Linked DNA regions of Mus musculus: all the other regions are linked to region 1. Evidence: chromatin loops called from intact Hi-C (ENCODE). Cell type or tissue: heart. All regions are shown on one strand.

Region 1 (8,000 bases):
TCTAGCCTCTTTGGGCACCAGACAAGCACATGGTGCACAGACATATGTGCAGGCAAAACATCCACACGCATGAAGTAACATAATAAAAAGGGAAGAGAACTGGCCAATGAGTTTGGAAGGAGTAGCAAAAGGAGACTGTTTTATAAGCATCCCTTGGACAGGACGACACATCTCTTCTATTACAAAAGAGTCCCTGGCATGGGCTTTCTGTAAAATGCCGTCTCCTAAACCACTGGTAGCCTCATCTCAACATTCCAAATGTTTGAGTCTACCTCAAGAGTTTATGCAAATTAGTCTTTGTGAATCTTGGAGTCCATAATCAATATGGTAAAGTTGTGGAGACCAGAGGTTTCCCCGGTCACCTCTCCCCATCTCTGCCACTATGGTGGTTAGCACATGTCCACTTGACTAAGCCAAGGGTTGTCCAGATTAAATAGTATGTCTGAGTGTGTCTATGAGGGTGTTTCTGGAGGGTGTTAGCATTTGAATCTGTGATCTCAGTAAAGATTTCCCTTCTCAAGACGGTTGAGCTTCACCCAATCCACTGAAGGCCTCAATAGAATAAAAGGGAACTTTGTTCTTTTCCTTCTTGTCTCCTTGCTTGAGCTGGAACATCTCAGTTCATCTTCTCCCGTCCTCAGACTCGAGCTCCATGGGTTTTGTTCAGACTGGGGCCAACTCACATCATGCCCTGGGTTCCCAGCTTGTAAAACGTGGGACTTCTCCGCTTGCTAATCACATGAACCAGGGCTCATTATAAGTCTCCTTGTCTATTTTAATACATTTTAATACATGTACCTCCTATTAGACTATTTCTCTAGAGAATGCTGATTAATTCTCATTTCCTCTAGTTACTGAATATAGAGGAAGTCTTTAAAATATCAGAGTAACTGTTCCCTCTACAAGGCTGAGTGTTCATGTACAAGGTAGAGTATCCGGCAAGTATTTTATTATCTGTGGAACAATGTCAGCCACAACAAGAGGTCATTTCTAAGCCCAACTCAAGGTCATGACCCCCATTCTTAAAATTTCTTAAGTACTGGAGGTGCAAAGTTTCTGGAGAAAACCATGGAGGACACTGCCTTGGACCTAGGAACTTAACCTCAGAGAAATGTCAGAGATGGGAAGAGAGATTCATGCAAAAGGTTGTTTGGCGGGGTATTATTTATGACATTTAGATTTTATGTGTCTGCCAAGAAAGACTAGTTAAGCAAATTATGGAAAAGCGATATAATAAAATACCACGGTGGCCTTAAGTCCGCTTGTAATGAAAGACTTGCATCATGGAAGCGTTTATGATTCACTGGGGGAAAGAGAAGGCTATAGGACACCACACTATGCTATTCAAGTTTGTGCTACATAGTATAGAATACATTTTTGTTAATCTATTTATTTTGGGGGGGAAATATATGTGCCATGGTACATATATGGAGGTCACAGAACATTTCCCTTCTCACTGAGTGAGTCCCAGGGCTGACACTCAGGTAATCAGGGTTGGCAACATGAACTTTTTTTTTTTTTTTTTTTTTGGTTTTTCGAGACAGAGTTACAGGGTTAGCCCTGGCTGTCCTGGAACTCACTCTGTAGATCAGGCTGGCCTCGAACTCAGAAATCCGCCTGCCTCTGCCTCTGCCTCCCAAGTGCTGGGATTAAAGGCGTGTGCCACCACCGCCCGGCAACAACATGAACTCTTAAGCTCTGAGTCACTGTACCATCAAATTTAGAAAACATAGGTAACTGGAATATAAAACAGGCCTCTCTATTTCTCAAATTTGAGTCATAATTGATTTGATCACCACTTTGATTTGGTTTTCAGTTCCATGACCTATGGAAGCTTACAGGCTATTTTAGGATGACTTTCAGAGATGGGGGAGGTACCAGAGTGCTCAAGATGTGAAACTCAGCCCCATTTCACCTTTGTATTTTTAGTTATATTTTATTTATTACATTTATTTATTTATTTGCTATTTAGTGCTCACGCGCGTGTGCACACACACGCACACACACAATGTACAAGAGTCAGTGTAGGTCCTGGAAATTGAACTCTGGCCCTCAGACTTTATGAGTAAGCCCCTTTACCTACTGAGTCATCTCATCAGCCCCTCATCTGCAATTTGTTTCTATTTCCTGGTGTTTTGACAAGTTATTTTGAAGACCCCTTTTAAAAACAAAGTAAGGGATAATCTGAGAAAAAAGTTGCATAGACGGTAACTCATTAAATCAGTATGGTAATTAAATCAAACGGGGTGGGGGTGTTCTCTCCCACAAATCCAGATGTGAGTTCTGTGGTCTGACAGCCCAGACTTCCAGATGGGGAGGAGAATCGTGGCAATCAAAGCTGCATGCTTATCACGTAAACCCGCAGTAGCAACTACAGAAGTCAAGGTTTCTTTTCTTCCCATGAAATCAGTTTTGATCTTCAAACTGTGCCTTATTTTTTAAAAGATAAGATGCTGGAGGCCCAGTGGAATTTGGTGATTGTTTCCTTTGTATGCACAGCAAGTCCCTGAAATAAGATCAAACCAACTGCCTGATCTAGGTAGGCAAGCGTTGACAAAGACCTTCTATTCTCATGACCTTTGTGCATGAATCACCTCTCAATGTTGTCCTCTGTGAGGCCAGACTCAGAGTGAGGGTTTTTTGCAACCTCTGTCTGTCCCTCCAGAATCTTCTCTGACTCTATGGTAGACCCTGAAAACCACTATCACCCAGATACCAGTCCACACCAATGCTGTCAGTCCCTAAGAATCCAGCACTCAAACTTTATACAACTGTATAGTTAGACACACAGAGCAGGAGAGGGGATGGGAGAGGGGATGGGAGACAAAGAAGGAGAGAGAAAGACTCTGAGAGAGATATGCACTCACACAAAGCACCTGGGCAGTGGAGGATGGAGAAAGATGAGCAGGAATTTACATGTTCATTTTGAAGCTTTGTTCATTCGGTTATTCTGAGACAGTGTCACCTGTTGCCAAGGACGGCTTAAATCTGTAAACCACTTTTTTTGGGGGTGGGGGGGAGTTGTTTTGGTTTGGTTTGGTTTTGGTTTTTTGAGACAGGGTTTCTCTGTGTAGCCCTGGCTGTCCTGAAACTCACTTTATAGACCAGGCTGGTCTTGAACTCAGAAATCTGCCTGCCTCTGCCTCCTGAGTGCTGGGACTAAAGGTGTGAGCCACCACGCCCAGCTTGTAAATCACTTTTAATCACACTTCAACTTTCATTTCCTGACATGGCTTTGAAATCTGTCAGTTTCTTTGGTTTCTTGCATCTCGGTTTATTCAATATGCAATCTAATTTATTAAAATAAGGAGGTAAACTCTAAAAGTCTTATTAGTGGAGCTGGGGATTGTGGCTCGGTTGAAACTCACCTAGCGTTCACAAAGCCTAGATTCCAATCCCCCCAACTCTATACACTGTACCAGGAGATGCAGGGCTGTAAACCCAGTACCAGGGAAGTACAGGCAGAAGGGTGAGATGCTAGAGGCCATCCCTGTAACGTCTCAAGTCAAAGCAAGTCTGGGATACACGAGACCCCGTTTAAAAACAAACAAACAATCACAAAACTACAGTCTTATAATAGCAATATGGGAAAGAAAGGCAAATTCAAGGCAGCAAGCACCCTTGCAGGGGAGAGCTGGCTACTTCAGAATACGCACTCTTGTATCTACTATACGTTATGTTTTGCACATTTAGAAAAATAATAAGAAAAATACTCAATTTCGCTAACTTAGGCGACAAAGCTATTAGGGCTCATTTTCTGTACAACATCCCACCATTAACAAAGGTAGGCTGGCGCACCATGGTAGAGCATTGGCCGATTCTCATGGGATTCCACCTTTGTATCCTGAAGGATCAGCTGGCCAGGGTTAACCTTAGCTACACAGGGAGACCTGGGCCAGCCTGGGTACTTGAGAACTGTCACATAAGCAACAACAATTTCCCAGTAAAAGAGGGACAACTTGAAGGCAGCTTCTCCCCAGCACACAGGCCTCAGCCTGGCTTCACCAGAGGCCCACAGTCTCTGTCATATCCTTAGCTGGGGTGTCAGGGACCTTGTTCAGAGAAAGCAGGTGCTTGTCTCTCTGTAGATAGTGTCTTCACGTCTGATTTTTCTGTCTTGTTCTGCTCATTAAGTTGACTTTCATATTTGTTTTCCCATCATCCATAGCTGCTTGATAGGACAGGTGAGACAGCAATCAAAGGATTCGCCATCTTTAAAATTGCTGAGAAACTAAACGAGTCTGGTTTGATCTGTGTAACTCTGCTTGGCTAGAGCACCACCATGTGTCTCTGGAGGGAACTGCCATTTCAGTTGGCTACCCATAATCACTTTGAATCAACCATTCACACACTTCCTGTCTGCAGACATCGGAAAGCATCATGGTAGCAGATACAGGCATAGTTAGGGTGTGAAGCTTGCCCTTAAGAAACCCTTAGTGTCTGCAGCTTCCACAATGAGATTTTCTTTTCTCTGTTGTGTGGGGTGGGGCCAGGGGGTTCATTGAAAGGGTGAAAGATGGTTATGAAGAGTAGGAGAGATGAGAAGAATTGGGGTGCATGATGTGAAACTCACAAAGAACCAATAAAAGGTTAAAAAAAAAAGCAATCCTTAGTGTCATAGGAAACAGCAGATATGGAGAAAAAAGAACTGCAAAAAACCTGATAGGGCCAGATGTGAGGGCACACATCTGTAACTCCTGTATTTATGGGTAGAGAAAGAGCCAATGTCATCTTTGGCTACTTAGTGAGTCTGAGGCTAGCCTGGGATGGAAAAGAAAGGTGGGGAGACGCTCTTAAATGCCATAAATAAAAATGTTGAGAAGGCTAGAGGACAACAAAGTGACTTTCAGCCGAGGACATCTGAACAGCTTCAGGACGAGGTATTTAATACTTGCTTTAAAGAGTGGACATGATACAGGGCTCAGCCAGGAGATACTGTAAGCAGCAGCTAGTGTCATCGAGGAAGAAACACACAGAACCAGAGAAAGAATAGCTAGCTTTGTGTTACTGAGGCCAGTACTTGGACAGTGGTCAGGGCCAGCTCCAGCTATGTTGCAAATTCAAGGCTAACCTAGGCTACACAAGACCCTGGTATTTAGAGAGAGAGAGAGAGAGATTGAGAGAGAGAGAGAGAGATAAGTAAATAAATAGGATGACACACAAAAATCACCTCAGACACCCTAGATATATACAATTGTTACCTGTCAATAAACCTAATAAAATCAGGCAGAAAAAAATGTGTGAAGCAGGGTTGGTGTGAACATGGAACAGAAACAGGAGAAGGAGGATGGCAGGGTCATGTAGCAGGAAACTGACTCTAGTCCGCACTAGCTTTGTAAGGCCCTGCAATGAGCCTGGGATCAGCACCACAGGGAGTGGCTAACAGCTTTATCTCTCTACAATTTAGAAATAGCATCTGGAAACAGATGTGGACCACACAGTGTCCCTCAAAGGGCCTGACTCCTGAGATGCCTAGTCGTGATGCTGTGTGCACACATGCATACCACTCTTCCCCATCCCTCACGGAAGGTGCCGAGTTTGTTCTACCTAAGGCAAATGAGTGAACTCAACAGTGTGTGCACCTTTAACCCCAGCACTCAGGAGGCAGGGCAAGTGGGTCTCTGGGAGTCTGAAGCCTGTCTGGTCTACGTAGCAAGCTTCAAGCCAGTTAAGGCTTCAGAGAGAGCCTGTCTCAAAACAAACAAAAATAATCTGTGCTCAATAGCAAAAAAGAGAGCTACCTTCACCCCACGTGCTTCCCCTCAACTGATTTCTAATATAACCACCACTCAACTTGAGGCGTAGGTCCTTGGGAAGAAACTGAAGTTTAAAAAGAGCATTTGGGTAATGGTTGCTGGATTATAAATAAAATATAAAATAGTTATGTTTGGGACACAAAGAAGCATGTGTAGCTACAGGGAATCATGAAGATTGGAAGCCTCTCTGGTTGAAAGGGTTTGACCCTTCTACAAGCTTCGGAGATGGGGAGACAGACACAGGGAAGATGGGTCAAAACACAGAGATGCAGCCAGGTGTGGGGTGGGGGAATCATAACTGAAGGTAAGTTCCTAGCCACCTCTTACCCTTTGTACCTCTGAACTACCCCATCCCATTTCTTTCTAAGAGAGCTGAGACAATTTTTAGAAAGTTCAAAAATCATTCCAAAAGGAGTGAGAAAATCTGCCCTTCACTTTCCTTTCTCTGCACACTGAAGAGGCCGGGATCTTCCTTCATGCCCACATCAAACCCCAGACGCCAGGCTCCCTGCAAGTCTCTGTATTCAGCCTGGTTTCTCCAGCAGTCTCCAAGCACCTGTGGGTCTTTAAAGGGAACAAAAAGCAAAGACACATCCTCCACCACAGACACGGGGCTCGGGGAAACGATGCATAAATCAAAGCCAGAGAGAAGCCTGCTAGCAACCCGGAAATCAAATTGTATCTGCGAGAAGGTCGGAGTGGAAAATAGATTAGAAGGGCTCTGAACAAGAGAGGATAAAGACAGACAGCCCCTGAAAAAAATTAACAGGAGGAACATGGGGCCTGTAGCAGCAGACTGAATTCACAAAGAGCCTTGCATTGCCTCAGGATAGACCAATGTTTAAGCCACTTATACCAGTTCCTGCCTGGATAATGGACTGTCAGTCTCTGCCTGGGTAACGTGACAGGCACCCGTCTCCACATCTTTCTTTGTGTAAAGTTGTTGCTGAACATGGCATCCACACTCTGAGAGCCCTGCTTTATTCCCTTTCTCAGAGCCTTACACATCCCAACCTCCGTGTCTACACTTTCCCTGTCTGATGTTGGAGACAGACACACTTCATCGTACTTATATTGCTCTCCCCATCCCTCACCTGAAGGTGCTGAGTGCTTTCTAAGACTAACAGGGAACCCAAGAGCCTGTGCCCAGGCTGGCCTTGGACCTCTGGCATTCCCCCCTCTGTCTCCCAAGCGCTGGCATCGAAGGTGTGAGCCTCCTCCTCCTGCTCACATGCACAAATTCTGCACCACAGATTCAAAACTGGGAAAAAAATGTAAGATATACAAAAAGCTGTTGGATGTGGTGGCACGAGTGGGAGGTAGAAGCAGGCAGATCTGTGAGTTTGACACCAGCCTGGTCATAGAGAGTTCCAGGCCAGCAAAGACTACATAGTGAGAGAAAATCTATCTCAAAGCACACATACACACAAAGACAAACACCCATGAGCAAAAGTATTTATGATGAAACCACAGCATAAAATGCTATATAGACTTAGTTTATAAGAACCCAGAGATTGTTTAAAATATTTAGAGGATCTGTGTGAATAGCACAATGTTTTATAAATGAGAATGTACCCATGGATTTTGGAATCTTTTGGGAGTCTTAGAATCAAGTTGCTCCAATATCAAGCAATTTTTGCACATCGGTTCTTTATTTTCTTCATCTCTGTTAAGGTGAAGTCTCTTGATCTGTTTACTGTCCCCCAACCAACTCTTCCATCCTCTCAGAGAAACTGCCTTTTCAAAGGTGAGAAAAGTCTTTATCTGACTATGGCCCGTGATGGAATTCAGCTAAGGCATTTGCTCTTGTGTGCTCTGCATCACTTGGGGGAACAGTCTGGTTAAGAAAACAGACTCAGGCAGTCCCTACAAGCCACCAGGAGATTCTGCTGAGCCTTGCCTTTCCCAGTCAGCAAGTTGCAACTTTTTCTTTTTCCTGTCTCTTTTGCATGCTGGCCAGTTGTAAGTATGAATTGTTTTATTTGTTTTAGTTTTCAAGACAGGATTTCTCTGTGTAGCTTTGTCTGTCCTGGAACTCACTCTGTAGACCAGGCTGGCCTCGAACTCAGAGATGCTCCTGAGTCTGCCTTCCAAGTGCTGGGATTAAACATGTGCACCACCCCTGCTTGGGCATAAACCGGGGGTAAGTATGGTTTGTCTGATACCTTGTGGTCTCTTGCTCTTTGTCTAAACCCTGCCACATGGCTGCCTGCTACCAAGTGCTGATTCCTAAGCCAATATAAC
Region 2 (8,000 bases), 250 kb before region 1:
CTTTTCAATATAGATGGTAAAACAAGTAACCCAACAGGAAGCTCTCGGGCTTCTGGGTGATTCTGGCTCTTACCTTCATAAGTCAGGGACAATGAAGTTGTACTGGACTTGAGAGACTCCATCTACCCGGGCCTCTGCCAGAGGCATCTTGTTTAGAGCGTGAGGCTGGAGAAAGAAACACACACTGGCACTTACACAGGAGAATGAACGGTGGAGGGCCAGAGAGCAGAGGACACAGCCTCCCTGATTCATCATCCGAGGCCATTCCACTGTCTCCAACACCTGCAGGTTCCCCTGTGCGGAAGTTAGAGACCGCTGCTGTTCTCTGTTCATGGACACAACAGAAGTTCTTCTTCCCTAACCGGCACAGAACAGGGTAGGAGTGGGACTCTGAGGCTGGAAATCCAACAAAAAAGTACAGTATGGGTCTGCTCCTTCTGACGACAAGAAGGGTCTTGCTTGGTGCCTTTCCCCTTGTCTCTGGGATTGCTTCTCAGCTCTTCCTTCATGCTCACATGGTGTGTGTGTGTGTGTGTGTATCTCCAGTTTCCTCTTTTTAAAAGGACATCAGTCATATGATAGCCTCCCTCCACTATTAACAGCTTCATTTTAACTAGTTGCGTCTGGAAAGAACCCCTCTCTAAACAGTCATGTGCCAAGGCACTGTGTTTCAGACACCAGCATGAGAGTTTGGGGTAATACAAGCAAGCTATTAAATAGGGAGGTAACAGTGGCCCCGTCATCACTGAGAGTTATGAAAGAACGTTACAGCCGGGCATGGTGGCGCACGCCTTTAATCCCAGCACTTGAGCTCAAACCCCTCAGACAGAGCACTTGGCTATAGCAGCCCAAGCAGACTTAGACAGAAGAGAGGAGGCTGCCGGCTTTCCCCCACTCTCACTGGGACTTGAAGGACTGGGACTTGGCAATCTATTCATGAGGCATAGATAGGGGAGCCGGCAGAGCAGGGGCCCTGGGGAGGCCCATTCTGCACACTGGAAAAGAGATCCCAGGGGAGCCTGGAGAAGTGATCGCACCTTCTCCCAGCTCTGAGAGAGGATTTGTAATTGGCTGCCAGAATGTTCCTGCTGCCTGAGATGGGTCCAGCCAGCACCTTCCCAACTGCTGCAGAATCACACACCCTGGCCTGGTGCAAAATGCTACTGCCACAGAATGGTCACACCTCCCTCTCCCCTATGAGCCTGGGGATGGTGGCAGGGCAGGAAGCAGGCAGGCGTCTGCTTCCTGGCTTTGGGGGGTCATGCATTCCATTAAGCAAGGATGTCTAATAAGCCAAACACACTTCTGTATTTGTTTTTAAGTTAACTGTGTTTATGACTATGCTAGTGAGAGAGCACAGAACGCACATGCCCAATAGTAATATTTAGTGTGGGAGACAGAAATAAATGTGGGCAAAGGTCAAATCCGGGCTTCTGATTCCAGGCAGCTCCCTGATCTCCCAGATGCACATGTTCTCTTCTTCGGAGAGTTCTACTTTCCACGACATACTGATCCTACAACAAACTCAGAGTTAATTGAGCTGCTTAGCATGCTCACGGGTGTCCTTGCGCATTGCAAAAGACCACCTTCTCACCTTCTTCCTAAGGGACTGGGTCGGAGCAAACCTGGGGAATTAGAGAGGTGGTGAGAAAGGTCCCTAAATTTTGGCCTTTAGAAGCCTCTCCTGACAGAGAACAGAGTTGTCTGAATACGTGCCCCCAGGGGGGCTGTGAAGATTGAGCCAATGGAGATCATTTCAAAGAGTAATTAGCACAAAATGGAAGCCGGATAAATGACAGGCAGTCTGTTGTTATAGCTACCAATGATCTGGACTAGTGGGACCCTTCGTTTCAGTGCCCAACCTAAAGAAAGGATAGCATTCCAATGAATGCTCTTATGACGTCTGGGCTGGTGGCAGGATTCTGAGATACAGAAAATGCCTCGTTTCTGGACAGTAAAGATTACAGGGAATTACATCCCAGGCTAGAGGGGGCACAAACGCTGAACTGTACCTCACTACTTCTTCCCTTCCTCTCTTAATCAATGAAACCCTTTACTAAGGACAGCTGGGTGTATGACCTGCAGATTAGAAAGTATACTTCCCAGAACCCACTGCAGTTACGTGTGACTAGCTAGATTCTGACCCACAAAGTGGTTTGTGTAAGTTACAGACCATTTGCAGGAAGAAACGTCTTATGTAGACTGGAAGTTAGCTGTGATGGAATGACTCTAACCCAATCCTGCAGGCAAAGAAGTCACTCTTGTGGCTAGAAGACAGTGTGGGCATGGACCTCGGGTCCCCAGGGATCCTGTGGAGACAAAACTTTAATATCCAAGGCTCCCTTGCCCTATCCCACTAGTGCCTTCCTTGTCACTGAGAAGCAGACTAGAAAGAAAGAGGTGGACCAGTTTGCCTCTGGGGTCGAGGATTCCAGACCAAGAGGAGCCTGGATGTGGGCTGGATGGACAAGATCGCACAGGATCTGGACAGAACCAGCTGTGTGGAGGGGTGGGTGGGTCATGTGTAACTGGACCAGACACTGCGTCAGCACAGAAGATGTCCTCCTCTTCTAAGTAAGTTTCCTTCTTAACTAACTTACTTTCTTTCTTTCTTTCTTTCTTTCTTTCTTTCTTCCTTCCTTCCTTCCTTCCTTCCTTCCTTTCGTTGTTGTTGTTGTTGTTGTTGTTGCTGTTGTTGTTGTTGTTGTTTGAGACAGGGTTTCTCTGTATAGCTCTGGCTGTCCTGGAACTCACTTTGTAGACCAGGCTGGCCTCAAACTCAGAAATCCACCTGCCTCTGCCTCCCAAGTTCTGGGATTAAAGGCATGTGCCACCACGCCCGGCTCTTGACTACCTTTCATCTGAGCTCATTCTAAGCCCTGGCTATGCATGCACTGCCTGACCAGCACTGGTCTGAGGGCTATCAGCAGAGGGGATGCTGTAGCTACCCGAATGCACTGTTTGTTTTCAGTGGACATTGCTTGCCCTACCCTTCCTTTCTTCCTTCCTGTGGACAGCAACGTGAAAGAGCGACTCAGTTTCTAGCTCAACAGTGGACTCAGCGTAAAGGTCAGCAGAGTGACAAGACAGAAGACGCTGTGTTCCTGTCCACATGTAGATTGAAGTCATTCTAATGAGGCGCACTTGAGCCTGTATGTGAATCCTGCCACTAGGTGGCGCATTGCAGACTAGCATTTGCCAGAAGCAAGCACTGAACTGCCGTCTAGGGACCTACTGTCTTCTATCTCCCTCCCTAACTCTGTAAAACCTGGCTGAGACCTTGACTCATTCACGCCGCTGTTGTCTACTTTCAGATGACAACAGTGGCTGTTGTCCTCACAGGTGTGTGTGAGCCTCAGGTAAAGCGAGGCTGTAAAATTCAGAGGCCGCTTAGAGATGTGGTGGTATCTGGGGGTTGCAATCCCTGCACTCAAGGGACTGAGGCTCGAGGGTACTGAGTTTGAGACTAACCTGTCTCCAGGAAAAGAGAGGAGGTGGAGCAAACTCTAAAGTTGCTATGACAGCAAATTAGCTTAGCAATCACTGGGTAGAGTTCTGAGAATTCTTTGCCCTAGAGTGGCATGTTCTAAATTTCCAGCCAATGGGAAAACAACAACAACCCAAAACAAGACAATAAGGAAAATCTCCTCGGGCAATGTGAACCAGCCGGCTTGTCTCCCGGAATCAATCAGTCATTCCCATGTTGGGGGAAAGCCTGCTGAGGCATGCGGTGGGTGGGCTGCTCAGGGTGGTTAAGTCCCCTTCCCTTTTGGGCTCCAAACACCACGATCAGAGGACTGCTGAGCCCGCAAGTGTGCTGATTTCTCCACATGAAGCTATTGCTGCCCAGGAAGCCATAGGGTCACCTGGAGGTGGCACTAGGCAGAGAGACACAGGAGAGCCACTGTTGCTGCCTTGGGTTCAGCCTCCCTCACATGCCCTGCTGGGTTCCAGGAAGACTCTGGGTCCTCAGTGAGCCTTAATCTCCTCCACTGGGAAATAAGGCCCCTGTACAACAACAGCCCAGCACCCGAGGAGTGATGAACACTGACATCACACTCACAGGACAGAAAACAGCTCAGTATACACTGTGCCTTCCACATACACTTGTTCGTGGGCATCATACATGCATATGCACGCACGCACGCACGCACACACACACATATACCAATAAAAATATTTTTCAAGTTATTAAGAAGTATGGCGTGGTGTGGTGTGTCTACACGTCCCCATGGGTGTGTGCATGGTTTGCACGCAGACATGTGCTCACCTGTGGTATGTGGAGGACAGAGGCAATGTCACTTGTCTCCCTCCGCTGCTTTCTATTTTATGCTCTCTCCAAACCTGGAGCTCAGCAATGCAGGTAGTCAGCTGGCCAATAAGCTCTATAAACTAGCCCCCCATCCCACCCTACCCCCACCCCACATCTATAATAACAAACATCTACCGCCATGCCTGACTTTGACACAGTGATGGAATCTGAACTGAGCACGTTACCAACTGAGCCATGTCCCCAGTCCCTAAAAAATACACCTTTTGAAAAGTGGAAGAGTTGAAGCACATTTAAATGCCTGATAATCCCTGACTTAGCTCATTTTCAACACATAGCCAGTCTTGTTTGACTATATCATCTGCTTCTTCTCACCCATAATTATTCCAATACTTATCTCATTTCGTCTGTGTCTTAATCTGTAACTCTAAATGATAGACCCTTTAAAAAACAGAACTGTGCTTTGATCAGACCTCAAAATAATTTAATTAATGACAAGAAGACCGAGGCCTATATTCTGTGTATATTTAATAGTTATAAACAGGGTGGGTGGGTAGCTCGTTAGCAAACTACTTGTCAGCGTGGGGCCTGAGTTTGAACCCAGCACCATCCTAAAACTATAGACATAATGTCATATGCTCATAACCCCAGTGCTGGAGTCAGAAACAAGAAGATGGCTGGTGGACCTAGCTTACTCTGTGAAGCCCAGGTCCCAGTGAGGGACAAAGTGGAACAAAGAGTCAGAGAACAAAGTGAAAGGCAGGAATTATGTGGCACACACCTTTAATCCTGCTTGAGAGGCAGAGGCAGGCAGGTCTCTGTGAGTTCCAGGCCAAACAGGGCCACCTAGGAAGACACAGTCTAGAAGAACCAGGTGAAGGAATCCTCAATAATGATGCCCTGGGTTGACCTCTGGCAAAGTCTCTCTGCCCCCGGCTACTCACCTGCACCTCCAACATGAATGTACACAATTAACAACGGAAGCAGTGAGTTCCTCACGAGAATGTGGTCATTCTTCCACTCACACACTGAAGCCGACTTCCAATGGGCAATTCTTAGTTTCTTGGAGTTCCACAGTGGCCCGAGGCATTCTGGGACAAGCTTGTCTCTGTTTTCCCTGGCTCACCTTTTTCTCACCACAAGGAGCCTTGCACTTACATATGTAGGTCCAAGCTGAGCACACCTATGGCTCCCTTAGCCACCAAGGAAGGGGCTGTGAATTTGGGCTTGGAAGCACCTGGCAGGGAAGCCACAGTCCCACTGTCTAGAAGAAAGGGCTCACTCCACATCACTTAGCCAGGCGGGTTCCCCATCCCAGTGGGAAAGGTGGCATTAATGGTAGGTGTGAACAGTCTGTTCTTATGATGGCTCTGGCAGGGAGACAGAGCCTCTGCCATCCTGTGCACTGCACCCCTGGAGTTATCACCACACATTCTAAATGTAAGCAAACACATACACACAAGTCACAAGTCATATGTAGACTTGATGTGTCACAGAGCATGATTGGCTGGGGTAAGTGCAGGACATATTGTCGAATAACTCATGAAGAAAGAAGAGTCTAAGGGAGCCAGCAACTGCAATGGATCCGACCGGCAGAAAGCAAACACAGGAAAGCAATTTCCTGTTGATTTGAGATGGTTCTGCCAAAAGAAACTAACAGGACTCAAGTTACATTAACTCATGCTATGTTTTCAGCGGCTCCTAGACAGACCGTAATAAGCCAAAGTGCATGTAAGAAAAGCAGGCCTAAATTGAGTTGCAAAATCCATATTCTAGGACCTTGACGAAATGCCCTTGAAAGGATGCAGATTTGTTCTTTGCAGCAAATAAAGTGTTTATGCCCTGGCCCCTCCCTGGGAAGGGGGCGTGTCCTATGAGAAGGGAGCCATGGCTCAGTCACCCTGGGCCATTTGCTCCAAGTGCCATCTTCACACTTGCCTGGCAGCACAGTCAGAGCCCCTCGCTCCTCACTTGGGGAACTGGCGCTACCTTCTCCAGCTCCGTTTCCCACCAGCTCTTACCGGAGTAGGAGTGGTGCTTGAGGGTGCTCCAGGCTTCACAGATGCAGCATGCACTCAACTGCCTCCGAGTGAGGCACAGGCTTCTTACACGCGTTCACGCGACCGGCCAGGAAGAACGCAGCAAACCGGAATCTTCTGCGGCAAAGCTTTATTGCTTACATCTTCAGGAGCCAGAGAGCAAGAGAGCAAGAAAAAGAACAAGAACAAGAAAGCAAGAGCGCAAGAGCAAGAGAGAGCAAGAAAGCAAGAAAAAGAACAAGAACAAGAAAGCAAGAGAGAGAAAAAGAATGGCAAAACCCCGTCCCTTTTAAGGAGAATTATCCTCCGCCTAGGACGTATTACTCCCTGATTGGCTGCAGCCCATTGGCCCAGTTGTCATCACGAGAAATGCAGAACACATGGCGGGAAAACTGCCCCTGCACGTGTGCAGATTATGTTTAACACTTAGAACACAGCTGTCAGCGCCATCTTATAATGGCAAATGTGAGGGCGGCTCCTCACACAGGCTCTTCCCACAGAATGAGATGGAAAAAAAATCAAAGGCTGCGTCCAGAGAGGAGGTGGGACCAGAAAGATGTGAGCGGTGATTGGGAGAGCCAGCAGAGCTCGTGCATACATCCTTTCTGGCTCTGAAAAAGAGCTACATTGCCACCCATGTTCTGGACGGGTAGCAGGGGTCCAGACCCTGGGACACTGTTATGAGCAGTGGCCACTCGGTGACACTTGTCCAGCCAGAGAGGCTGAGAAACGGAGAGAAGCCCCAAGCCAGGGGACGGTTCCTCTTTCCCGCCTTAAAGATGGTTTCTTAGGATCTGGCTGTGAAATGTCCCCTATAGCCTCAAGCGTCTGAGCTTTTGGTTCCAGCTGATGGTGCTGGAAGGTCCAGGAGATTGTTGAAACTAGGCACCTGGCTGGCTGACTTGGGGCTATGTGGAGCTCAAGGATAAAAGGCTGACCTGGCTTCCAGTCGAATGCCCTTGTCTACCGCTATCACGCGGCTGGCTGCCTCGGGCTCCATACCTTCCCCATCACCGAACTGTGAGCAGAGACAAACCTCTTCTCAGCCAACTTGCCTCTTCAGGAATTCTGTCAGGTATTTTGTTTAGATACCTAAACCAAATGTGTTCATTGCATCTTCCCTGTGGGAACAACGTGACTGGTGCTACCAAACACTCACTAACTCTGGGTTCCTTGCAAATCACTCCAGCTTACCTTCGGGTAACAACCGAGTACCCTGTTTAGTATCAGAACTATACGGAGCAATGTCCACCTGTTTAATCTCACTCCCTGCTAGCCTGGTCTGAAAAGGCTTTTTAAGTAAAACTGAGGAGAGAGGGGCTCTTAGCCCTGACTTTCACTTTTCTATTCTTTTGAGTAATTAAAAAAAAAAAAATCTTACTTAAAACCAAACACAAAGCTATCCGTTCACCTAGTTACCATGGCAACCAGAAGTTGCCCCTTTGCCCCCAGAGGCCTTCTCCAGAACACAGCATCACTGCTATGGAGAGTGTTTTCTGTGGAAGGGGAACACCCCTCCACATCCCTTCAACTTCATCCAAAGAGCTCGGGCCCACCTGCTTCATTTTCTTTCCAGAGACATTTGGAATGGAAAAGCTGGTAGAACATTCAGCGCTCAGTGGTCTCCTCCAAGGTGGTGAGCCAAGGTCAGACCACAGGGCTGCTCAGCTGGGTTGCCAATGATGTCATTT
Region 3 (8,000 bases), 100 kb before region 1:
TTCAATTTTTTTCTTTTGTGATTTTCACTTCACCTTGTCTTATCTTACTCCATATACACTGATAAATTAACCTGCCAGAAAGCCAACAAAGTGAACAGCCCAGTAGTTCCCAGGGAGCATGGGTGCAAGAACCCTGCACTCCCACTGTGCTGAAACGCAGATTTGCCATCCCTAGTAACATAGCTAGTGTAAAATTAATATACTGAGCCGTTTTTAAATGACAGTCTACCACAGCACTTCAACATTTCTTTTTTTTTTTTTTTTTCAATTCACTTGTTGATACAGTGGAAGAAAACTTCCGGGGGGGGGGGGGGGGGGAGGACGGGACGGGACGGGACATGTAACCTCTGCTACACTCCTGTCACAATGACACAGGTGCAAGGTGTGCTTCTGTCACAAGATAACAAAATCATCTCTGTAGAGCCAAAACCACTTAGGGAGACACAAAATTCCCAAGTCGATCTTGATCTTGCTACAAGCAAATGAGACAACCCCAATACTTACTAGACATTTTCTCTTAGGGTAGACAGCTCCTAAAGCTTTGTGAAGAGTGAGTATGTTTAATTAAATAAGGTAGTCTAAGCCAACAAGGGAAAAAGAAACACACTCAATCAACAATGATCCTTACAATCTTTGTTCTGAAAACAAAAAACAAAAAAACTAAAGGATATTTTATTTAGCATTTAGTCCAAGTTTAACAGCCATAGAAACTAACAGTAACCCAAGAGTTCTAAAAGCAGACAGTGCAGTGGACAGTCTCTTCCATGTCTGTGTGGCCGTGAGGATCAAGCGTGACTCACTCTCTGGGATGACTCTGAGGCAGACGATGAGGGACTGGTTCAGGAGCTTCTCTTTAAGCAGTGACAGCAGCACAGAGGCTGTGCAGGGACCACTCTCCTATGACCTCCACCTCAGTCTCCCTCAGTCTGTACTGTGTACACACTTTCCCTCTCACCCTCAAATATCCTAATTTCATGAAACAATAAGCTTTGAAGAATGAAGTCATGCAACGAGAGTTCCTATAGATACTAGCCAGCCAGGAATGGTCTCTGTGTCTCTAATCCCCACACTCTCTAATCCCTGTCCACTATGTGGAAGGATGCTACAGGCCAGACTCTCTTCAAATTGTGATTCTTAGGTTAACTGCAAAAGATGGTAGAAACCTTTTAGAGGAGAAAATTATTCTCTACTGTATAATTAGATCACATCTGTAAATGGAAAATGCTTCTCACAAATTACACTGAAGGGGCAAACTGTAAGTCTGTGGTAATTAGTCTGAATTGCACTGGTTACAAAACAAGGATGGTTAAAGTAGAATTAAACTCAGAGCCAGAAAATGTCTCCTCCTCGATACCTGAAGTAGCAACTCTCAAAGTTTTAGTATTCTAAATTCTTTGACTTCCTTAACATTCCTCAATTTTTCAACCAAAATCATTTCCTGGCTACAAAATGTAACAATAATTCGTCATGATGGCAAAGCTAGGCCAATACACTACAGAACAAAGCTAGGCCCTGGAGCCCCAGACTGGATCTGCTGGTTCCCACTCAATGCATGAAGATGATCAGTCACTATACACCCAACACCACGTCTGCCACTTCTCCTCAGGTACTTGTTTAACCAGACCAGTTGTCCTTGCTAAGGGTTACCTGCACCACAAAACACCCTGAGAGGGAGTAATGGAGGGCTGGAGAGATGGCTCAGTGGTTAGGCACACTTGCTGCTAATACATGATGGCCCACAACCATTCAGAACTCTAGTTCCTGGAGATCTGACATCCTCTTCTGACCTCTTGAGAGCAACAAGCACATGTGTGGTGCATACGCAAAAATGCAGGCAACATTCATACACATAAAATAAAAAAATCTTTTAAAATATATATATTTAAGGCAAAAGGGTACTGATGGATTATACTCACCAGAACCAAGCCCAACCTAGAGCAGTAGTCTGATTTAAAAAGTGGCGAACAGCACTAGGGCTCAGGACCACACTCTAAAGTCAGACAAAGGATGTTTCTTCAATACCTTTGTGGGAGTGCCCTGATTCTTCAACTGAGGGCACCTGTCCTTGCAATTAGGGCTCTGTGTCGTCGTCGTCCCGACCCCCCCCCCCCGCACAAGTTAATTAATACTGTTATTAGTATAATTTCCTTTTCCATTTTGATTTACAGCATAATGGCCTGGAGAGAGTACAAACTAAGGAGTGAACGAGACAGCATGCTTACAATTTCACCTATAAAATTATGACAAACTAGGAAATATTTTGTTAATTGTGGGGTCTTGGTGAGAAAAGCAGTGAGTCATTGTTTAAATGCCAGTTTACTGATTATTAAGGTGAGTTAAAGAAAGGGGAAATAATTTAAAACTCTGCCCTAGTTCCCACCACCACCGAGAAAACTTCCAGAGATTCAGTATGGGAGGGAATTGGTCACGAGTCATCTCAATCAACCGTACCGCGAAACTTTTCTGAGCTATGAAACAACTTGTCTCATAGATCTAATTACATAGGAATGGAAGAAGGGAAGGAAGGAAGGAAGGAAGGAAGGAAGGAAGGAAGGAAGGAAAGAAGGAAGGAAGGATCCACGACTAAACTGTTCCAGCAAGAATACTTTGAACACTGTCCCTACAACTTTTTCCATTCGTGTCGCAGTACTGCCCCAATTCACCGAGCCTTTCCATAAGGCACAACGCATATTAGTCTCCTTAAAAAGCATCTGGGGTAGGAGGAATGAGTGAACAGAAGAATCTACTAACGCAGCTTTATTCGAAAATGCCGTGATGTTAGCTAACACCTTGTACGCTAATTTTAAAAATAAAATTCAAAATATCTGTGGATAGCTGGAGAAATGGCTGGGCGGTTAAGAGCACTGACTGCTCTTCCGGAGGTCCTGAGTTCAAATTCCAACAACCACATTGGTGGCTCACAACCATCCGTACAGCTACAGTGTACGCATATAGATAAAATAAATAAATCTTTAAAAAAAAAAAAAGTATCTGTCGATTATACGGAGTGTGCCTAAAGAAGAGCCCAGAGATCTCGATGCTCAACATATATGAACGTCCCACCATGGAGTAAGACTTCTCTCATTCTCTGCATTAAAACACCTGCGAGCCACCGTGCTCATCCCCTATAGAAACGCCGCGCTCCCGGAGCCCCAAACTAGCCAGCAAAACTTTGCCGGGGCGCACGGATTTCCAGCTCCCTCCCGCCCGCCCATCCTCCCCGGGGCTGCTCCAAAGTTCTTGCGGCATCCCAGGCAATCGTCTCAGCGAACGAAGTTTGCCTGGGTCCTGCCCACTCGCGCTCCCGCAGGACGCAACTGAAACTTGCAAGGGAGACACGTCTCCCCGGGGACCGAAACTTGCACGCGGGGTGGGGGAGGAAGGCGGCCGGAGCGTTCCGCCTCCCCGGGGGTCTGCACGCAGCGCCGAGCCCTCTCGGCCCCCCGCCCGGCCGCTCCCGCGCGCGCGCCCGCCCGCCTGTCAATCACACCGCAGACCACCACCCCCACGCGCGAGCAACACGGCGCGCGGGGTCCACGGGAGCCGGCTCGGGCCAGGCCGCGCCGCCGCAGCGTGCCCTCTGCCCGGGGCCGGGAATGGCGGCGACCGGCTGCCCGGAGCCAGTTCCGACCTGGCCCCCTCGCCTTTAGACCCCGCCAGCCCCTGTAGCAGCGGCTGAAGAGAAAAGGAAGTTACCTCCAAGCGGTCCCGGCGGCGGCGGCGGCGGCCAGTCGCGGGAGGCCGAGAGGTCCGGCGCGGCGGCGGCGGCGGCTACCGCAGTGCCCTCCGCCCCATTGTTTCCCTTCCAGGAGGCTCCCGGCAAAGCCGAGCCCGGGAACCAGGAAGTTCCCCGGCGCGACACCTCCAGCCGCCGCCGCTATGGAAACGGCCCCCGCCTTCCCCAGGGCGGCTCTCCCGGGACCCCGCCTCCGCGCCGCCGGCCCCGCCCGCCTCACCGGCCGCCAACAGTCGCCGTTGCGGCCGCGGCCGCCGCCATCTTGGCGCGGGCGGACAGCCCCTGCCTTCCCGGCGGCACGTGCGCTGTTCCCGCGCTCCCGCCGGGCGCGCGCTCGATGGGCTGCGGGCGGAGGCCGACGGCCCGAGCCCCTCTGCATGAAGAGGGGGTCCGCCGACCCGGCGGCGCCCAGCGATCGCTCCAGAGCTACTCACGGGCTGGGACCAGTGCTGTGTCTGACACCTGAGGGCAGCCGGCAGAGCACGGCGCCTTTCGCGGATGAGGCCCGTCCGCTCGCCAGCCTTCAGACGTTGCCTACTGCACTTGGGTTTTTCTTGGACTCGGTATCCTCACCCGTGAAGTGAGAGGGAAACTGTACCTGCTTCGTGGAGTTGTTCCCCGCGCAAACAAATGCTTGGTAGTGTGTGCACAGTGAATCTGTCAACAGAGTGGCTCTGTTACTGACACAAGGTCACACAGTCAATTTCCAGGCATTTATGCCAAGAGTTCAGATCAGCACAACTTTAAGTAGGCTACTGTGTGCAAGCCTTTTGCTGCCTAAACAGTGTTCATTCCCTGGCCCATCTTTCTTTAGGTCAGCTTTTTCTGTGTCAAGAGTTTTAATCCCCACGGTCTTCCATTAAGAACTGATGTAAAAAGGGGATGATGTAAACTTCCCAACACTGTAATTTGCTGACGGTTAAATGATTTATTCACTAGAAGCAGCAAAGGTTTGGGTGTGCGAGTAGCTAAAAGGCTTCTGTCCTTGTTTCCAGGAACTAGAATTACTATAGCTGGCAACTGTGCACTGCGTTTACTCTTTCCCAGGCTGGTGAAACCTGACACTCACTGCAAACTGTGTTCCTTGAGGAATTGAGGAGAGGCAGAGTCCTGGCCCTTCCTGGGCTTGCAGACTTTAACACCTGTGACTCCTTGGGTCTTAGATGGCCTCTGAGGCCACTTCTGACTCTCAAATGCTGATTAACCAGTGAAACCCAGGGCCTTTTGGACAGACAGACAGACAGGCGCGCGCGCATCCCTTCATTCAGGTCTCCATTTAAACCAGGTTTGGAAACACTACTTTGGGTTTTGTTTTGTTTATTGATTTGTTTATTCTGGTATGTACAAATGGCACAGTTGGTTTGGTGAAAATCAGGTCAAAAGTTGGATGGTCATGGGAATTTTTTCAACACTCAAATATAAGGAATAGAATTCCAAAATTAGCAAGTCACCAAAGAGCTCTCCATTTGTGACAATGCCTACAGCTTCCAAGTCTTTGATGACAACACATGCACATACGCATGTACTTACATTGTGCTTTGAAGATTGCAGAAGTCCTCCAAAAGACACTTACTGAATTAAAGTATAACGTTTGAGTTACCGTCTCTCCGGATACCTTGGGAACCCCACAGAGGCTCAAGAGAATTCATCCAGAAATTTTACCACAAATACAAAAATATCAATGAGTTGGAGGGGCAATGCTGGACACAGCTTGCTTCACAAACTGAAGGAGAAGTTTCAGATGTGTGTGTGAAGTTTATATTAGTGTAATACTATATTCTAGACTTAACTGTCAGCACTGTCGGCCCAACTTCAGACTTAGCAGTCTGTACTATTATTCAGAAATATATTCAAGAATGAGGGTAGCTGAATTTCACTGAAAACCTACACAAATAGGAACACTTGAGTCTTGGGGTAGTCGTTTAGCAACCGCTGTCCTAAAAAAAAAAATGCATATTTAAGTTATGTCCGCCTTGTGATCCTATTCCCTCTAACATACGATAGATATCATACATGTGATTCCCCCTTCAACTGGGGGGAAAGTTCACTGTCAAAATCCCAGAGAAAATGAAAGGGGGAATAAACAGTTTGTATCTCCAATGAGAATATTCTGCAAATGCCAGCCATTTAGAACTTTCCGATCACATAACAGGAAGAGTGATGTTTGCATTTCGTTTTTAAAAGTTATGTTATACTCATGACAATACTTACAGAATATTGCCAAAGGTAAAAGTACATGTTTAAGTTTCCCACAAGACTCCATAATAACTAGGGTTAAGAGTATAATTTGCGGTGAGAACATGAAAATATAGAACATGGGGAAATTTTCAAAAGTAAACCATGCATCCTTAGCTTTCATCTTCAAAACTGCAGATCAAAGGCGCTGTTCCTAGAGTCTCCTGTAAACTGAGACCTTGCAATGTGGATCGATGGCTATGCAGTCCATTCAGGTTTGGGGAGTAGCAAAGTGGGTTGTGCCGTGGAGACTCTGGAAAGCCTCATGTGATTCATCTTACCCACTACAGTCATTTCTGAAATTCCCTAGGAGTGTTTTGTTGACTCAAAAAGTCAGTTCCAATATCACTGTATATAACTCATCATGATAAAAAGAAAGCAAGCATATCAGTGGATATCCATGGACCACATGTCAATGAAATCAGCCACATCCACATGGCTCATAGTTTTTCCTTAATAAAGTCCTTCAGATTAAAAGAGAAAGTATTGATGGCAGACCAGAAGAAGGATCACAAACAGTAGAATTCCACATATGTTACAAACAGTTTGTTACAACAATCTGGGGTGATCTTACTTATTGCTGTTTTGGGGGACTTGGGAAGTGCCCCTATGTTAGAAACATACAAGCCATGAGGTTTGGGACTTGTTTGTCTTCCATCCTGTTCTGTTCTTTGGTCCACTTTGCTCTCTGGCCAGAGTGAGCTTCCTCTGAATAAATATAGAAAGAATGAGGAGGAGAGAAAGGGAAAGGAAGGACCAAAGGATACAAAGGTGTATCAGTACCCAATTTGTATCAATACCCAATATGTAAAACGTTTCTCATTTTTTCACATGCTCAAACATCTTATGACTCAAAAACAAAAACAAATCAAAGCTTAGAAACAACTCCTTTTCAACCACAGAAGTTTCCACTCACTATCTCCTCTACTCCTTGCTTGTAGCCAACCTGTTCCTGACTACACAGTAAGACATCACAGTCTGCCAGGAGTCTGTAACGAGGCTGGATCACTTTTCAGATGTGCCACTTTGTCTTCCTAGCTCCGGCGGACTTTCTGTCAGCAGCGCTTCCGTCTACCATATGTCAGCTGCCCCAAGTCCCTTCCCAGATGCCATACCATTATTTTTAGGACATATATTCGCCCATTCTGGAACGGGGTTTGAGCACGTGCTACAGCGCCAGTATGGCACTCGGGGGACAACTTTCAGGAGTCAGTTGTCTCCCTCTCCCGTTCAGGTCCCAGGGACTGAACCCTGGGTCATCAGAATTGACAGCAAGCGCCTTAACCTGTAGAGCCATCTCACCGGTCCCATGATTTTTTAAGTTTCATCAAACCGATAAAATGTAAATATTAAGATGCACACATATATAAGTATTTAAAAATTAAAATATGACTTCCTGGCTTTTTTGTCTCCATTTTAGTGATAAAACATTAGCCTTCATGTACATGATTGTTATTAACTTTCTAACTCTGTGTATGTTGAAAGGCAGTTTTCCTAGGAAACCTCCCAGTGAACCATGCCTACCAATACTCACACAGTTAGCCACCCTCCGTTTATATCTACGACGGCCCTGTGACTCAGTGTGGAGGGAATGAGGCAGAGTGATTGATCTCTAAGATGAGAGCAGAAGAAGCCTCAAGGTTCTACCTGAGTCTCTGAAATCCTTTGTGCACTTTCTCTCAGAATTCAAATACTGTCAAGGAAGAAACTCAGGCATCTTACAGTGAGCACACCAGATAGCCAACTTCACCTGAGCCCACTGCCAACAGCCGCTAACCTCAAACTGGCGACATGGGCAAGGCAACTGGGTATTGCATGCCTGGAGTCCCAGCTGAACGACACCCTGAGAAACCCTAGGTGGTGACCTTCCAGGTGAGCCCAGGGAGCCACAGAACAATAATAAATTGCAGATAGACTTCAATGTCTTTTGTCACAAACCTGCAGGAAAAGTGCAGTAAATTTATTAAGAATGAAGTTCTGAGCTGGAGAGGTGGCTCAGTCAGCAAGGCACTTGCCACACAAGTGTGAT

Evidence for each region. A loop is a pair of places that touch in the nucleus more often than their neighbours do. Peaks named below come from ENCODE experiments on the same cell type or tissue, not always from the same donor. Only the 100,000 strongest peaks of a DNase experiment are listed, where the experiment ranks them.
Region 2: a loop joins it to region 1, with 2.7 times the contacts of the local background. A loop is called at or near these places in 10 of 42 quality-filtered maps.
Region 3: a loop joins it to region 1, with 3 times the contacts of the local background. A loop is called at or near these places in 19 of 42 quality-filtered maps.

The regions. Positions count from the first base shown.
Region 1 is chr2:6,216,636-6,224,635 of GRCm38, reverse strand. The region is part of intron 1 of A230108P19Rik (RIKEN cDNA A230108P19 gene); the gene reads right to left. Among named protein-coding and RNA genes, the nearest start is that of Echdc3, 7.6 kb to the right of the region's middle. In heart, a CTCF peak has its summit at 4,291; a DNase peak (open chromatin) is centred at 4,295.
Region 2 is chr2:6,464,528-6,472,527 of GRCm38, reverse strand. It overlaps Gm13391 (a long non-coding RNA gene), which reads right to left and starts at 6,449. Exons shown (of 3, transcript XR_373980.2): 1 at 6,292-6,449; 2 at 74-165. In heart, a CTCF peak has its summit at 3,172 (motif pointing right); DNase peaks (open chromatin) are centred at 1,107 and 3,199; H3K27ac peaks cover 2,237 bases.
Region 3 is chr2:6,318,651-6,326,650 of GRCm38, reverse strand. Usp6nl (USP6 N-terminal like) reads right to left here and starts at 3,894. Exons shown (of 15, transcript NM_001080548.1): 1 at 3,697-3,894. A230108P19Rik (RIKEN cDNA A230108P19 gene) reads right to left here. Exons shown (of 7, transcript NR_040333.1): 7 at 5,040-6,679. In heart, a CTCF peak has its summit at 3,304; DNase peaks (open chromatin) are centred at 3,400 and 3,860; H3K4me3 peaks cover 2,848 bases; H3K27ac peaks cover 2,148 bases.